Linked DNA regions of Homo sapiens: region 2 is linked to region 1. The links are chromatin contacts, found by Hi-C or POLR2A ChIA-PET in ENCODE. All regions are on one chromosome and are shown on one strand. The core of a region is the stretch at or near the end of the contact, and the rest is flanking DNA. Distances in the headings are between cores, read along the strand shown. Region 1 has its middle 20 kb from the start of LINC00618. Region 2 has its middle 36 kb from the start of LINC02304.

Region 1 (5,284 bases), core at 484-2,983:
CTAGAAGCCTTCTGTATCAGCTAGGGCCCAACCAGGAGATGGAGCCATGCCTGTTAGTCCAACAGAGCAAATCTAACATAAAGTAGTGGTCTATTGCATACCCATTAGAATAACTATTACCAGCAAAACAGGAAGTTACAAATGTTGGCAAGGAAGTGGGGAAATTGGAGCCGTTGTACCTTGCTGGTAGGAATGTAAAATGGTGCAGCCTCTGTGGAAGATATTATGGTGGTTCCTCAAAAAATTAAATATAGAATTAGCTGATGAACCAGCAATTCCATTTCTTGGTATACATCCGAAATAATTGAAGGCAGGGTGTTAAAGCAATATTTGCACACCCATGTTCATAGCAGCATTATTCAAAACAGGCAAAAGGTGGAATCAACCCAAGGGTCCATCAATGGATGAATGGACAAAGAAAATGTGTTATATACATAGAGTGGGATATTATTCAGAAATATTATTTCTTTCCTTGAAAAGGAAGGAAATTCTGACACATGCTGTGACATGAATGAAGCTTGGAGACATACGAGAAAAATAATCTAGACACAAAAGGACAGATACTGTATGATTCCTTATATGAGGTTCCTAGAGCAGCCAAACTTGTAGAGACAGAAAGTAGAACAGTGATTGCCAGGGTAGGGGAGAGGGAATACAGAGTTGTTGTTTAATGGGTACAGAGTTTCAGTTTTGCAAGATGAAAAAGTTCTGAAGATTGGCCGGGCATGGTGGCTCATGCCTGTAATCCCAGCACGTTGGGAGGCCGAGGCAGGTGGATCACTGTAGGTCAGGAGTTTGAGACCAGCCTAGCCATGATGGTGAAACCCCAACTCTACTAAAAATACAAAAAATTAGCCGGGCATGGTAGTACACATCTGTAGTCCGAGCTACTTGGGAGGCTGAGGCAGGAGAATCTTTTGAACCAGGGAGGTAGAAGTTGCAGTGAGCTGAGATTGTGCTACTGTACTCCAGCCTGGGCAACAGAGTGAGACTCCATCTCAAAAAAAACAAAAAACAAAAAACTCAAAAACCAAACAAACAAAAAGCTCTGGATATGGAGAGTATTGATGGTTGTACAGTACTGTGAATGTACTTAATGCCACTGAACTATACACTTAAAAATGGTTAAAGTGGTACATTTTGTGTTATGTATATTTTACTACAATTAGTAAGAAAGAAGTGTTAACTATTTATGAGATTGTTAATCAGGTCCTTAGAAAGAGCACATTAAGGTATCATGGGAGCAGGAAGCAGCCCCAGGGTTTGAGCTTGTCTTCTGCCCTTCTGCCATAGGATGACCCTTGCTGGATGCCAGTGACATGCTCTTGGACTTCCCAGGCTCCAGAATCATAAGCCAAATAAACCTCTTTTCTTTATAAATTCCTCGGTGTGTGGTATTCTGTTTTTGCAGAAAATGGCCTAACACCCTCCCAGGGCTGGGGACAAAGGAAGCAGGTAGAATTGCTAGAACTTAGAAAGCACAGCAGAGCCTGTGGAGCTTGAACCCAGACCTCTGAGGAGCGGGCACTGCTTGGCTGGTTCTGGTGTCTCTGAGATGAGAAGGGTGACCAACCATTCTGGTTTGCCTTGGGATGGAGGGAATTCCTAGGGTATGGAACTTTCAGCACTAAAACTTGGTCTCCCTAGCGTGGTGCACAGGAAAGCTGGTCTGATAGGTACTGAAAACATTCAAACTAGATTCAGTTCCGGCTGCAGGAAGGAACTGCTGCTGCTGGAGTGAAGAAGCAAAACAGGAAGGACAGAAGAACAGGAAGTGCAAGTTCATTTTTTCTGCAAGCCTACCAGGGAGCAGCAGAGAAAACAAAAATGCAGCTTCCAGAGCCTAACCCAGTGTCTCAGAGCAGAGAGCTCTGAAGGGTAGGGTTTGAATAAGAGATGATATCTTGGTGTGTCTGTCACTTCACTGATTACTTCAATCCCCACTGATACTTTCTAAAGTCAGGGTGATTCATCTTTGCTTACAATTATTTGCTAATTTCTTGTATCATGTTTTTTGGTACTGGTTTCCCTGTGACACCCACCTGGACTCCACCCTTCCTGAGGATAGGCAGAGACTAGCCTAATTTATTTTTTAGCCCAATAATAAAAATGCAAATTACCTATCATGTGCTTGGTACTGTGATGAGGTTTTAATACTTATGCCATGTAATTCTTGCCACACTCTGTCCCCTTTTCGCAGTTGAGGACATTGCAGCTCAGAGACATTAAGTAATAGCTCAAGGTCACTGCTGTGATTTGAATGTCTCCGCCAAAACTCATGTTAATATGAATTGCCATTATAATGGTATTAGGAGGTGAGGCCTTTAAGAGGTGATCGGGCCAAGGGGGCTGTGCCCTCATGAATGGATTATCTAGGGAGTAGGTTAGTTATTGCAGAAGTTATTGCAGAAGTCCTGATAAGTTTGGCTCCCTTTCTGTCTCTGTCTTGCCCTTGAGCTTGTCTTCTGCCCTTCTGCAATGGGATGACCCTCACCAGATGCCAGTGACATGCTCTTGGACTTCTCAGTCTCCAGAACCACAAGCCAAATAAAATTTGTTTCTTTATAAATTACCCAGTCTGTGGTATTCTGTTATAGCAGCAGAAAATAGAGTAAGACAGTCATACAGCTTTTAAGTGGTAGAGTTTGCTATGAATATTAAGTCTTTCTCTCTGGTCACTTATATCCTACTGTGACCCTCCAGTGCTAGGCACTTAGTAGCTGTTCAATTTTACTCATTGGTCAAATGTCCAATGGAGGATTGATGAATATGTAGATGATGGACTCCCCTGCCTCTCTCTTTCTGGGGGAGTATTCCACCTGAAGAGAAGGATGGCTACTCCAGGAACATCCCCTCAGGAATTGGTCTGAGTGGCTGAAGATGGAGTTACTGAGTTGCATTTTATTTCCTGTTGAGCTTGGATGTCTTCTCACCCTCACAATCCTATCACAGTCCCATAGTGAGAATTAATCTCAGGGAATGTGAGAGAATGCAAGACAAGCTGCTCTGAGTTCTGCATAAAAATAAAATCTGGAGATGAATGATGTTGGAGATACATCATTTCTGACTTGTCGAGGGTTTTTTCTTTTTGTGTAAGTATAATGCAGGAGATATATGAGTCCATTCCTGGATAGGGTGCTGGCTTCCCAAGGGGTTTGTACCAAGACTGGGGGCAGAGAAAGAGAGAGGGAGATAGACAGACAGACAGAGAGAGAGAGAGAGAGCAGGCAAGCAAGGAGGAAGGAGAGGCAGCATTGAGTATAAAAATGACAGATGCCCTGGTGTAAAAGGTGACAATTTGCCTACACAGTGAAATGGTTCTGTCAAGACATCAGGGTATTTGGGGGCCTGAATTCAGAAAGGAGGTGTTTGAAAATGCAGGCAGCCGGGAGCTCCTTCAGCCGACTCAGAGCTCCAGAAGTGATGTTTTGTAATTTTGCCTTATGATCTGTGAGGGTTTATCATGGCGCTAATCGGCCTAATGATGACGGGAACTCAGTTATTCCCACTTAGATGCCAGGTTTTAAGTAATAATACATGCTCAGCAGGCCCCCTCGGCTGTGTGCTGGGAGGACCTGGTGGGGGATGGCCCCTTTGCAAGCTTCTGGTAAATGAGCCCAGCTCCCACAGGGCCATGTGGCTTCTCGGGCTGTGGGCTGTGGAAACAGCCCCCTCAGGCTGCCTGGGACCCTTCCTGGCTCCCCTCTGCCTGCTGGTCCTGACCTGAAGAAAGGACAGCTTTCCTGGTCCACCCATCGGGCTTGGGCATTGGTCATTAGAGACAGTGAAGGCTGCACAGGCCACTGCCCTTTTGGGTGGTGCCTGGTCTTGCTCCTTCAAGTTGCCACTCTTAATGGGGAAATTTAAAACCCCTTGTTCCCATGGACACCAGTGAGCTGCACAACCAAGATTAATGGAGAACCATCGAGACCGGTCCTAAAAGATGGTCCCTCTTGTGGATTACGGTCTGTCACGCGACATCCATTAGCGCCGGAGCGCGGGGTCCTCATCATGTTGGTATCATTGGGACCAGCGCACGCCACTGCAAGATGGCATTTCCACCGCGCATCAACAGATCATTTCACCACTGCTCAAGGCATCGTAAATTGGACTTATAGCTCAGCTGCTGGCATAAATAAGTCCCTTTGATAGTTAGTGGAAGACGTTATGACACTCCAGGGTACAGGAGGGGACATTGGCACTGTCATTTTTTTTCTCCAGCCCTGGCACCCTGGTGCCTGTGATCTTTCTGAAGATTCAGGGCACGCGCTCTTCATTACGGCTTGGGCACCAGGGACTTGTTTTTTTTGCAAGATTAATGAGCGCCACGGAAATTCTCCAGCGCATCTCGATAATTAAGTCTTTGTTTATCAAAAAACAAGTTATATTAGGAGCAGAAAATTCGCAGTAATTATTCATAATTCTAACAATTCAAGTATAGCTACCTCATTTGCCTGGGTAATTCTGCTTTTTAATTTCTTGCATACATTTGCATATTAATTTTGCCCGTCGGCTGCAGCAGGCTTGACAGTTTGCTACTATGTGATGGTTTTCACAGGGGTGCGACTCAGTTGGGTGGCATTTCGACTGGGTGCAATGATAAATTATGAATTTTCTAATTTGCTGCATAATGAAGTAACCCCTTCCAACCCAATTAAAAAGAATCAGGATCTGTTTTTTTTTTTTTTTTTTTTGGTAAATATATATTTTCCAGGTATCTCATCTTCTTTTCTTTGCTGTTTATAAACAAGGCATATATATATTTTCTCTTTGAAAAAAATCAGTGCTTGTATTTTCAGACATTGGGGTGATAATGTCTCACTATACACCAAAGGAGACTCAGAACTTGGGCTGCTCTAAATGATTCAGACCTTTGGTTGGTCACTCCTCAGCCTGCCTATCTAACAGGGTCCGGTCTGCTGGGCAAGTCTCTTTGAGTTTGAGTGGCAGCCTTGTGCATGGTATATGGAGGTGGTGGGGGTGGTGTGACAGCAGACACACAGGTTCAAGGGAAAAAATGGTTGGGGTTGCATTCTATCCATTTAAGTTTGTCCTACCCACAAATTAAGTACCAAGGCTCTTCAAGCTTCTTACTGAAAAGCAAACAATAATAATAATAAATAAAAAATGCCCTGCTGAAAGATCCCTAGGCAGTATCTCTCTACCAGACATAGTTGTGAGAAGACCCAAGAAGAGGTGGAAGTGTGCAGAAGAAGTGTGCTTGGCGGGTATCTGTGGTTGAGTTAAAGATACGTATGGACAGCGGGTGAAGGGGCTGTTGCGG
Region 2 (5,556 bases), core at 2,870-5,369, 160 kb after region 1:
AGTTGCAGAGCCATGACACCCTGTTGACTTGGGAGGTAAGTCTCATTTCCTCTGAGCTTGGGGGCATTCCCATTGACCACTTAACTGTCTGCCTTTGTAAAATATGTATGGGTGGAGGATGTTGTCTCCAAAACCCTAGGATTGCACGGATGGGGAGGCACTGAGCTAGTGGGAATAATATTCTGGATGTGTTGGCTGATTCATCACTTACACAGAGTCAAGGAAACCCCCAGGCCTGGGCGGCAAATGATGTGTATTAGGAGCTAAAGCAGGACATGACCAGGTACTCATTTCCCCTTCTGCCTCCCCTAAGAAGCCCACTCTTAAGAATTAAACCATGAGCCTGCCGTAAAGTAAACCTAGGGAAACTCAAAAATGGAGAGTGGATTGCAAACATGATCTCAGGTTAATGTTCCAGGGAGTTCAGTTAGTTATGACAAAAATGAGAGATGGGAAAACGTTAGCCTAAGATTTGGAGTTCAAAGCCCAACATGGCCGCCATGTGACCTCGGGCAAGTTGTCAATCTCTCTGGCCCTCTATTTCCCCATCCATAAAATGGAAGCAATATCATGGATTCGTGAGTTTGTTGTGATATATTATTATCATGACATAGATGAATAAATAGATGAGTGTGTAGGTAATAATGATGAAAGCTAAAATTAATGGACTGCTGCCCCTAAGCCAGATGCTGTGAGAATATCCAATTTCTCATTTAATTCTCAAAACCTCCCTTGGAAGTTGCTATGGACTGCCATCTTTTACTTTGCCCTCATCTTATCGGGTGGCCCAGGAAGGACGGTTGCTGCTGTTGTTCTACCTGCATTCTTGTCTGTTCCTCCTACCTAGAGCCAGAGCAGCTTCAGAGCCAGCTGCCCTGCTCCTTCTTGGTGTCCTCTGGTGCATGATAGGCGCTGAGTGGGAGTCCAGTGACCAAATTAAAAATCGGATGTGGATGCTGATTCTCAGGGGACAGAGAGAAAAGCTGCCTAGCCACAGTGGAATGAGGTGTCTTTCCCCGCAGTGGGGAAGAAATTGCTGGAAGGCACTGATCTCAGAATCTCCCTCGCTGGGCAGCATTTGTTTACCAGGAGTGATTATTTGTGTCAGTCCTTGGACTCCTTCATGTTGAGTTCTGACGGTGCCACTTCCCAGCCCTGTACCCATTGTCAAGGCATGCATCTTACCTTGAGTTTCTCTAGAGTCAGACCTGAGACAAGGGTTTGGGGGATTGAGGAGCACACGCAGTGTAGTAAGGAAGTGAGACAGGCGAGAAGGTGCATGGCCTCAACAGCTACCCCCAGGGGTGCCAGGAGTGTGAGCCACGTGCCTTAGAATGATCCCACCTGATAAGGGACGAGCTGGGGGTGGGTCATTGTCGAGGCTGCTTGAAGGAGGGGGTGAGGTTTAGTTCCAGCCCATGCCTCCTGGATGTGTGGTCATGTGAGCTTGGAGGCAGTCCCCAACAGAGAGCTGCACGCAGTGGCTCCTGGACGTCTACCTTGAATCCCATCCTGAAGCTGAATGGCTGGAGGATGTGCAGGTGAAGAGGATCTGCATCTGCTTCATCACGTAGCCTGTCTAGCCTCAGTTTCCTCTTCTTCCAAATGGGCTGGTAATCCTTGTCTGGCCATCTTTTCAATGATCATTTGGTTCTGCAAACTTCCTTTGAGCACCCACTGAGAGTCAGACAACAGGGACGTTACAAAATCATGTCTGCTCTCAAGGAGATGTGAGTGTGTGGGGCGGAGTGAAGGAGTGGTGTCAACTCAGGATGTGTTTCCTACTCAGAAATTCTGTGTTTTTTCCCCCCTGAGAGATGAAGGTGACCTTGCAGCCCCAGCAACCAGATACCGGACTCCCAGGCTCCCAAAGGGACATTGTCCATAGGAGCTTAAAAAGTGAAGTCATCAGTTTCCTAGCTTCAAAATTCAAAAGCCTCATTCCAGGCACAGATGGGCTGGAAGAAGTTACACTCAGAGCCCAGGTAAAGATCCTCAGAGCTGGGGAGCTGGGGAGAGGGGCATAAGAAAGTTAGACATTGGGGCATTTTTCAGAAGGGTTGCACACTGCTCTTTTGCTCAGGCCATGGCTGGGGTGGGTGAAAACTAATAGATCCTTGGTCAACATGGGAAACTGAGGCAAGAGAGTGCCCATGCCTCACTTTCTAGCTGGCATCCTTGGAGGTGTTTCTGCTCCCAGCCTTGTAGTGATGGTGGGGTTTTGTCCTGCACAGGCTGTGTAGGCTTCCTTTATGGAGAGTGGTTTGCTCATGTAAATGGGCTGGGTGGGTACAGAGAGGATCTGACACCAATACTTTGGGTTTCCTGTGGCCCAGAGAGGAGTGGGAGGCCAACTCTTACACCTGAGGGAGGGCACATACCGACCAAGCCAGAGATTGCATTTCCTAGCTTCCCTTGTAGCTAGGTAGGGTCATGTAACAAGGTATATTAGTTTACCATTGCTGCTGCAACAAATTTCTATAGACTTAGCCACCTAAAGCAACACAATTTTACCTTCTTATGGTTTCAGAGGCCAGAATTCTGATACAAGTCTCACTGTGCTAAGATCAAGGTGTTGGCAGGGCCAGTGTTCCTTCTGGTGGTTCCAGAGTTGCATCCATTCTCTTAACCCTTCTGGCTCTTAAGGAGGCATGCAGTCCCTGGCTCATGGCCCTTTCTTCCATCTTCAAAGCTCACATCTCTCTCTCTTCTGATCCTTTTTCTGTCATGACATGCCTTTCTGACTGACTATAGCCAGGAAACCTTCTCCGTGTTTAAGGATTCACACAAACACATTGAGCCCTCCTGGGTAATCTAAGATCATCCCCTTATCTCAAGGTTCTTAACCTTAAACATCTTTGCAAAGTCTCTTATGCCAAGTAAGGCAACATATTCAAGGTTTTGAAGATTAAGTCAAGGACGTCTTTGGGAGCCACTATTCTACCCATTGTCTCAAGGAAAATGGGATATGAAAACAGTGGTGTGTGCAACTCTCGTTTCTTGTACTTAACAATGAAGCTTCTTCTCCCACCCTGTATGTGTCTCTCACCCTCCAAAGTCTGCAATTTCAAACCTACGGCAGAAGAATTGCACTTGACCATGTGATGACAACAATTGAGCCACCCAGCTTAGAGCCAGAGATGGGGAGCCTCACATCGAGGATGGCAGAGACATCTCACCAGCTTGGGCACTCCAGGGAGAGATGCAGAGCTCCCTCCTGCTCTGGACTGCGATGTGTGAGAGAAATAAACCTCCCTCTTATTTAAGGAAATATTGTGGGAACTCAATGTCGTAAGAGCCTATACCTCTATAGCCTCTACTGAAGCTGTGCTTTTACTAATATAGACCCCAAATAGAGATTCAGTTGAGTTACAAAAATATAAATAAATTGATAATTTCTTGCTCCCTTGAATACATGCTGGCTTTGGGAAATGCTGACTGCTGTATAGACAGACGGCGACACTAAGTAGATGACAGGCCAGGGAGGGGTGGAAGAACAGGGAGACCTCGCCTGACTCGGCAGCAATAGGAAGAATAAAAGACTTCCCAGGTGAATAAGTCTCATGAGATCCGACGGCTTTGAGAATGGGAGTCTCCCTGCACAAACTCTCTTCTCTTGTCTGCTACCACATGAGACGTACCTTTCACCTTCTGCCATGATTGTGAGGCCTCCCCAGCCACGCAGCACTGTAAGTTCATTAAAACTCTTTCTTTTGTACATTGCCCAGTCTTGGATATGTCTTTATCAGCAGTGTGAAAACAGACTAATACACCAGGGGAGGGTATTTTCTGGAAGGACAGTGACTGCTCTAGTTCCCTCCTCTAAAAAGTGAACCCTGCCCCAAGCCAATGCTGTCTGCGAAGGACTGTGGCTCTCACTTTCTCTAAGTTCATTTTTGCTCTGCCTTCAGGCCTAGCCTCCTTACATCCATGGTGGCGTTGCTTTGGCACTAAAATTGCACTCACCTTGGGCTTGCAGACACAGGTCAATTTTGAGGGGCCAGGTAAAATATATATCCAGGGGAGGAGGTTAGAAGAGGTTACCCAAGGCGCTGAGCCTCTTCAAGAGCTCAGGTTTCTGGCTTCAGAGTCTCAATGTGGGGCCTGACTCATAGACCCACAGGGCCCCCTTCCTGGAGATTCCCCACATCACGTATGTGGTTAGTGAACTTGAGGTATTCGTTGGCACACCAGCAATGATGGGGAACTCTGTGTTTTGTTCACTGATCCATTTCATGCCACTCTAACATTTTTAAAAAGGGGAGCAGGTGGTGCTGAGGAGTCTCAGAGGCCAAGAACCAAGGCCAGGGGCAGCTGAAGCCTGAATCAGAGAGATCTGCTGACAATCTGTATCAGTGACACTTCCATCAGGCAAACTAAAGTAACTCTGAGTATCTCAAGGAGGAAGAGACAACACAGGAAGTAGAGGCTTTGAAATGATTTGAAGACCTGGGGTTGCAAGGTCAGGGAAGCCACGGCTACAAACAGCTTAGGAACTCAGGAGCTACAGAAATTGCAGGGACAGTTTCCAGCAATCTCAGATCCTGCAGCACTGAAATCAGCAGTTCATGGGGGGCTGCCCAGAGACCCATCAGTGCTAAAGCCTTATGCCAGCTGCCTGCAAAAGTACTGGCTCCTCATGGCCCTTCAGGGGTAATAATGACTCTTCCTTCTTTCCCGTCTTCCAGATCTTGCATGAGCACCTCTCATTGAAGAACCTACTGTGTAACCCCGCTGGTCACAGAGGCTGAGAAATGCAGCATCCACATTTCCAGTCTCTGCAGTAGAGGAGATGGTACAGAAAAGAGCAAGAGATTGTCTAGCACACATTGTCTACTCTGGATGCCACATTGACATTTCTCCCAGCGTTTTCATATAAAATTAGTTGAGCTGACTTAGAAATGACCACACTGGTGAGTTTCAATGTAAGTTGCACATACATAAATATGAGATTAACCCAAGTGTCATGTCATCCCTTATCTTCTCAATGAAAAGATCTCCCACAAAGTGTTGCTGACTACTTAAAAAATCAACTTGGAATAATCAATTTATTAATTTACTAACATATAATTAAGATTTCATACAACATAAAATAGTAATTTTAAAAAGATTATTTTTCCTCTCTTAACATTTCATGGGGGTTTGCATATTAGTTACACATAATATATATGTGCATATTTACATGTTACTTGAAGCTTACATAATCTACCTTGACACCAGTAAGCATGATTGTCTGAGTTGTTTGAGCAACAGCACCCTTCAAATCTATGTTCCTCTGGAGGCTATGTCCCAAGCCACAGGTGCTCACTCACATAACAGTGCGACCATTTGCAAATTTTCTCCTGTAAGTGCGTATTTCTGATCTGTGCTGTTCTTTTGGCATAGTTGTTAAAATGATGCTCAGCACTTACAGTTGTACACTCATGCCCATAGAAGGGATGACTATACCCCTGTGACCTCTGTAAGCATCCCAAATTAGCCTTAGATGAGGTCACTTCAGGTTATTGCATCTGTCCCAGACCTAACTTTCTCTTGTATTTGGGCTTGCACAGAATA

Evidence for each region. A loop is a pair of places that touch in the nucleus more often than their neighbours do. ChIA-PET counts read pairs that join two places held with the same protein, here RNA polymerase II (POLR2A). Pooled maps may share reads with other maps.
Region 2: a loop to region 1 is called in a map of naive thymus-derived CD4-positive, alpha-beta T cell, with 8 times the contacts of the local background. The contact joins two enhancer-like sites. A Hi-C loop is called at or near these places in 1 of 168 maps with a recorded cell type or tissue (naive thymus-derived CD4-positive, alpha-beta T cell) and 6 of 50 pooled maps. POLR2A ChIA-PET finds 5 or more read pairs at or near these places in 1 of 52 experiments (CD4-positive, alpha-beta memory T cell).

The regions. Positions count from the first base shown.
Region 1 is chr14:96,960,763-96,966,046 of GRCh38, forward strand. No RefSeq gene overlaps it. Among named protein-coding and RNA genes, the nearest start is that of LINC00618, 20 kb to the left of the region's middle. Within about 2 kb of position 1,734, at least 5 of the 41 ENCODE cell types and tissues checked have a DNase peak (open chromatin) inside an H3K27ac peak, as active enhancers do.
Region 2 is chr14:97,116,557-97,122,112 of GRCh38, forward strand. No RefSeq gene overlaps it. Among named protein-coding and RNA genes, the nearest start is that of LINC02304, 36 kb to the right of the region's middle. Within about 2 kb of position 4,120, at least 2 of the 41 ENCODE cell types and tissues checked have a DNase peak (open chromatin) inside an H3K27ac peak, as active enhancers do.